2 separate regions of the Homo sapiens genome follow, and region 1 is linked to region 2. Evidence: read pairs that join two places in POLR2A ChIA-PET (ENCODE). Cell type or tissue: Panc1. All regions are shown on one strand. Links, peaks and the distances in the headings refer to the core of each region. The heading gives the core; the rest is flanking DNA.

The links. ChIA-PET counts read pairs that join two places held together with the same protein. Peaks named below come from ENCODE experiments on the same cell type or tissue, not always from the same donor. Only the 100,000 strongest peaks of a DNase experiment are listed, where the experiment ranks them.
Region 1: POLR2A ChIA-PET joins it to region 2 with 9 read pairs; 2 of 35 experiments call an interaction of 5 or more read pairs at or near these places.

What each region holds. Positions count from the first base shown.
Region 1 is chr10:72,611,237-72,614,144 of GRCh38, forward strand. All of the region lies in intron 1 of MICU1 (mitochondrial calcium uptake 1), which reads right to left. Among named protein-coding and RNA genes, the nearest start is that of MICU1, 13 kb to the right of the region's middle. In Panc1, for the core only: no CTCF peak of the experiment used is centred there; no DNase peak of the experiment used is centred there.
Region 2 is chr10:72,299,361-72,302,268 of GRCh38, forward strand. No RefSeq gene overlaps it. Among named protein-coding and RNA genes, the nearest start is that of DDIT4, 27 kb to the left of the region's middle. In Panc1, for the core only: no CTCF peak of the experiment used is centred there; no DNase peak of the experiment used is centred there; H3K27ac peaks cover 1,249 bases.

The DNA.
Region 1 (2,908 bases), core at 323-2,822, 310 kb after region 2:
AGTTTGCAGTGAGCAGAGATCGCTCCACTGCACTCCAGCCTGGGAGACACAGCGAGACTCCCTTTAAAAAAAAAAAAAGAAAGAAAGAAAAAAGGCCGGGAGCAGTTGCTCACATCTGTAATCCCAGCACTTTGGGAGGCCGAGGCGGGCGGATCACCTGAGGTCAGGACTTGGAGACCAGCCTGGCCAACATGGCGAAACCCCGTCTCTACTAAAAATACAAAAATTACAAAAATTAGCTGGGTGTGGTGGTGCGTGCCTGTAATCCCAGCTACTCGAAAGGCTGAGGCAGGAGAATTGCTTGAACCCGGGCGGCAGAGATTGCAGTGACTCCATCTCAAAAAAAAGAAAAAGAAAAAACCCTAAAAAGAAAGCCCTGTGTTAAGAATTAAGATAAAAGTGAAAAGAAAGAAAGAAAAAAACCCAGTTTTGACGAGAGGTACATGGTCTGCCCCAATACTCTCAAACACTGAGAATAACAGACTAAAGGAGTAATATACTAGAATATTAGAGCTGAAAGAGACCTTAACATTTTTCAAAATTTCAGTATGAGAGGGAACAGGCCAGGGAGGTGATAAGCAACTCCATCACTGTCACAACGCTATCTGGGCACTGTGGTGTGTCCCTATAGTCTCGGCTGCTTGGGAAAATGAGGCAGATGGATCGCTTGAGGCCAAGAGTTTGAAGCTACAGTGCTACACAGTGACTGTGAATAGCCACTGCACTCCTGCCTGAGCAACACAGTGAGACCTTATCTCTTAAAAACCAACCAACCAAAAAAAAAAAAAAAAAAATCACAAAGCTAGATAATAGTGAAATTGGAAACTGAAACCAGATTTGGTAACTCCTTTCCTAATTGTCTTCCTATCAAACTACGCTACGGAAAGAAATCTGTGTATGTGCTTAATATTGGGAAAATCAACTAGTAAACAGGCTTAAAGAAATAAATAAAATCCCAGACTCATTAGGCTAAAATGTTTAATTTCTTATAGTAGAACTCCAGATTTCCCACAATAACACTAGAGTCTGCCATCTGTTTTCTTAACCAAAAAAAAAAAATGACACTTCGTGAATCTTAACACAGTACACAAAGTATTTCAGGAGCTGACCAGACTTTAATCTGAGCCTAAAGAAAACATGCAGTCGAAAAGGAAGTTATTAATGACTTAGGAGCCATTTTCCTATAGAGCATGAAATTAAAACCTCTAGGCTAAAAGAGTAATGGGAGTCATGCCAAGGCTTTGACAGTCAAATTGCTCCTTCAAAAGGTTGGAATATAGCCAGGCTTAGTGGCTCCTGCCTATAATCCCAGAGCTTTGGGTGGCTGAAGCAGGAGGATCACTTGAGGCCAGAAGTTCCTAACCACTCTGGGCAAGATAGCAAGACCCTGTCTCACAAAAAACAATTTTAAAAAATTAGCCAGGCAAGGTGGCACATGCATGTAGTCATAGCTATTCAGGCGGCTGAGGCAGGAGGACCCTTTGAGCCTAGGAGTTTGAAGCTGCAGTGAACTATGATTGCACCATTGTACTCTAGCCTGGGTGACAGAGTGAGACCCTGTCTCAAAAAAAAAAAAAAGTTGGGATGCATAGGAAGAATGCATACTCCACTGGTAAAGACAACACAAAATTCACTTCCTAAAATGCATACAAATGACATACAAAGAATAAAAAAGAGAGAGAAAAGATGCAGTATCTGTAAGACAAAATCCATAATATAAAGAAAAACTAGAAATATTAAAGATTAAAAGTAATTATTTATAAAAATAAAAGCAAGTTGTTTAAATGGCCTCTTTTTCAGAAAAAAAATTAACATCAAACCTTTATAGCTTATTTTAAAACTTTCAAACATGCAGGAAATTTCAAAGACTACTATTATCAACACCATATGTGCATTACTTAAATTCAACAATTAACATTTTGATATACTTGCTTCATCTACTTATCTATATGGCTACTCATCAAACTATTTTTTATGTTGAATCATTTCAAAGTAAATTACAGACATTATTAGGAGAAACACTTTACCCCTAATTTTTTTTTTTTTTTTTTTTTAGAGACAGGGTTTTGCTCTGTCACCCAGGCTGTAGTGCAGTGGCATGAGCATAGCACTCTGCAGCCTCAAACGCCTAGGTTTAAGTAGTCCTCCTGCCTCAGCCTCCTGAGTGGCTAGGAACTACAGGGATGTGCCACCACGCCTGGCTGATTTTTTTTTATTTTTTGTAGAGCCCAGGTCCCATTATGTTGTTCAGGCTGGTCTCCAACTCCTGGCCTCAAGCAGTCCTCCCACCTCAGCTTCCTAAAGCTCTGGGATTATGAGCATGAGCCACCACACCTGGCTATACCCCTACATATTTTAATATTCTCCTACACAACTACAATATTTTCTCCTACATAACTACATTATCAAATTTATTCAAATTAATAATTACCTAATATCTTCTAATACTAGAACACATACAAACTCCCCCAAAATTTACAGCTGATTTTTCAAACCAGGATCCCTACAAATAAGACTATCTTTGGTTTTCTCTAAACAGTCTCTCTTAATCTAGAAGAGTTCCTCATACATAACCTTTTTCTCCCCTTACAACTCTAGTTTTTGTTGTGTTACAATATACATAATAGGCTGGGTGCAGTGGCTCACACCTGTAATCCCAGCACTTTGGGAGGCTGAGGTGGGGGGATCACCTGAGGTCACGAGTTCAAGACCAGCCTGGCCAATGTGGCGAAACCCCGTCTCAATTAAAAATACAAAAAAATTAGCTGGGCGTGGTGGCGGGCGCCTGTCCCAGCTATTTAGGAGGCTGAGGCAGAAGAATTGCTTGAACCAGGAGGCAGAGGTTGCAGTGAGCTGAGATTACACCATTGCACTCCAGCCTGGGCAACAAGAACAAAACTCCATCCCC
Region 2 (2,908 bases), core at 316-2,815:
AGAACAAGTCTAGGAGTGTGGACTACAACTTTAGGCAAGGCCCAGGCTGCAAAGTGAATACCAAAGACAGGGCTGTGTGCTCCACAGTTGGGTGCTTTCAGCCCCCTTCTGAATCAGCAGGCACCCACATACACTTTTCTCTAACTGGCAGATTCACAGAACCCCAAGAACCTTTCTCAGGACCCCACTTTGAGAAGTATTGGATTAGAAGTTAACACTGTCCGGCTCACAGTGGCTCACGCCTGTAATCCCAGCACTTTGGGAGGCTGAGGAGGGCGGATCTCTTGAGGTCAGGAGTTCAAGACCAGCCTGGCCAATATGGTAAAACCCCATCTCTACTAAAAATCCAAAAATTAGCCGGGTGTTGTGGCACACGCCTGTAGTCCCAGCTACTCGGGAGGCCAAGGCACGAGAATCGCTTCAACTGTTAGGCAGAAGTTGCAGTGGGCCAAGATCACGCCACTGCACTCCAGCCTGGCTGATGGAGTGAGACTCTGTCTTGAAAAAAAAAAAAAAAAAAAAGGCCGGGCACAGTGGCTTACATCTGTAATCCCAGCACTTTGGGAGGCTGAGGTGGGTGGATCACCCGAGGTCAGCAGTTCGAGACCGGCGTGGCCAACGTGGCGAAACCCTGCCTCTACTAAAAATACAAAAAAAAAAATTAGCTGGGCCCGTGGTGGTGTGCGCCTGTAATCCCCGCACTTGTGGAGGCTGAGGCAGGCGGATCACTTGAGATCAGGAATTTGAGACCAGCCTGGCCAACGTGGTGAAACCCCATCTCTACTAAAAATATGAAACTTAGTCCAGCGTGGTGGTGGGCGCCTGTAATCCCAGCTACTTGGGAGGCTGAGGCAAGAGAATCACTTGAACCCAGGAGGCAGAGGTTGCAGTGAGTTGAGATCGTACCATTGTACTCCAGCCTGGGCGACAGAGCGAGACTCTGTCTCCAAAAAAAAAAAAAAAAAAAAAAAGGAAGTTAACACTGTCAAGTACACCTACATATAACTGCATGGATTATTCCCACAGGTGTAACGTTGAGAGAATGAGGCCCGACACTGAGAGTCATTCTGAGAGGTGACAGCATGCTGGCAGTCCTCACAGCCCTCGCTCGCTCTCGGCACCTCCTCTGCCTGGGCTCCCACTTTGGCGGCACTTGAGCCCTTCAGCCTGCCGCTGCACTGTGGGAGCCCCTTTCTGGGCTGGCCAAGGCCAGAGCCGGCTCCCTCAGCTTGCAGGGAGGTGTGGAGGGAGAGGCGCCGGTGGCAACCGGGTCTGCGCGCGGTGCTTGTGGGCCAGCGCGAGTTCCCGGTGGGCGTGGGCTCGGCGGGCCCCGCATTAGGAGCGGCCTCGGGCAATGGGGGGCTTAGCACCCGGGCCAGCGGCTGCGGAGGGTGTACTCGGTCCTCCAGCACTGCCGGCCCACCCAGCAGTGCCGGCCCACTGCGCTCGATTTCTTGCCGGGCCTTAGCTGCCTCCCCGCGGGGCAGGGCTCGGGACCTGCATCCCGCCATGCCTGAGCCTCCCCCCTCTCCGTGGGCTCCTGTGCGGCCCGAGCCTCCCCGATGAGCGCCGCCCCCTGCTCCACGGCGCCCAGTCCCATCGACCACCCAAGGGCTGAGAAGTGCGGGCGCACGGCGCGGGACTGGCAAGCAGCTCTACCTGCGGCCCTGGTGCGGGATCCACTGGGTGAAGCCAGCTGGGCTCCTGAGTCTGGTGGGGACTTGGAGAACCTTTATGTCTAGCTAGGGGATTGTAAATACACCAAATCAGCACTCTGTATCTAACTCAAGGTTTGTAAGCACACCAATCAGCACCCTGTGTCTAGCTCAAGGTTTGTGAAGGCACCAATGGACACTCTGTATCTAGCTACTCTGGTGGGGACTTGGAGAACCTGTATGTCTAGCTAAGGGATTGTAAATACACCAATCGGCACTCTGTATCTAGCTCATGGTTTGTAAACACACCAATCAGCACGCTGTGTCTAGCTCAGGGTTTGCGAATGCACCAATGGACACTGTAGCTACTCTGGTGGGGACTTGGAGAACCTCTGTGTGGACACTCTGTATCTAGCTAATCTAGTGGGGAGGTGGAGAACCTTTGTGTTTAGCTCAGGGATTGTAAACGCACCAATCAGCGCCCTGTCAAAACAGACCACTCGGCTCTCTGTAAAATGGACCAATCAGCAGGATGTGGGTGGGGCCAGATAAGAGAATAAAAGCAGGCTGCCCGAGCCAGCCGTGGCAACCTGCTGGGGTCCCCTTCCATACTGTGGAAGCTTTGTTCGTTTGCTCTTTGCAATACATTTTTTGCTTCTGCTCACTCTTTGGGTCCACACTGCCTTTATGAGCTGTAAAACTCACTGGGAAGATCTGCAGCTTCACTCCTGAGCCAGCGAGACCAGGAACCCACGGGGAGAAATGAACAACTCCAGGCGCCCCACCTTAAGAGTTGTTAACACTCACCGTGAAGGTCCGCAGCTTCACTCCTGAGCCAGCGAGACAACGAACCCCATTAGAAAAAAGAAACTCCGAACACATCCGAACATCAGAAGGAACAAACTCCGGACACACCGCCTTTAAGAACTGCAACACTCACCGCGAGGATCCACGGCTTCGTTCCTTGAAGTCAGTGAGACCAAGAACCCACCAATTCCGGACACAATTCTGTATGGTCTAGTTATATGAAATTCAAAACTGGGCCAAAGTGATCTATGGTCAGGGGACTGGTTACCTTTCTGGAGTGTGGTGACTGGAAGGTTGCCAGGAGGAGAGACTCCGGGGCGGGCGGGGAGATGGGGGCAATAATGTCTGTTTCTTGAGCTGAGTGTTGGCTTTGCAGGTGCATTCTCTTCTTTTTTTTTTTTTTTTTTTGAGACAGAGTCTCGCTCTGTCACCCAGGCTGGAGTGCA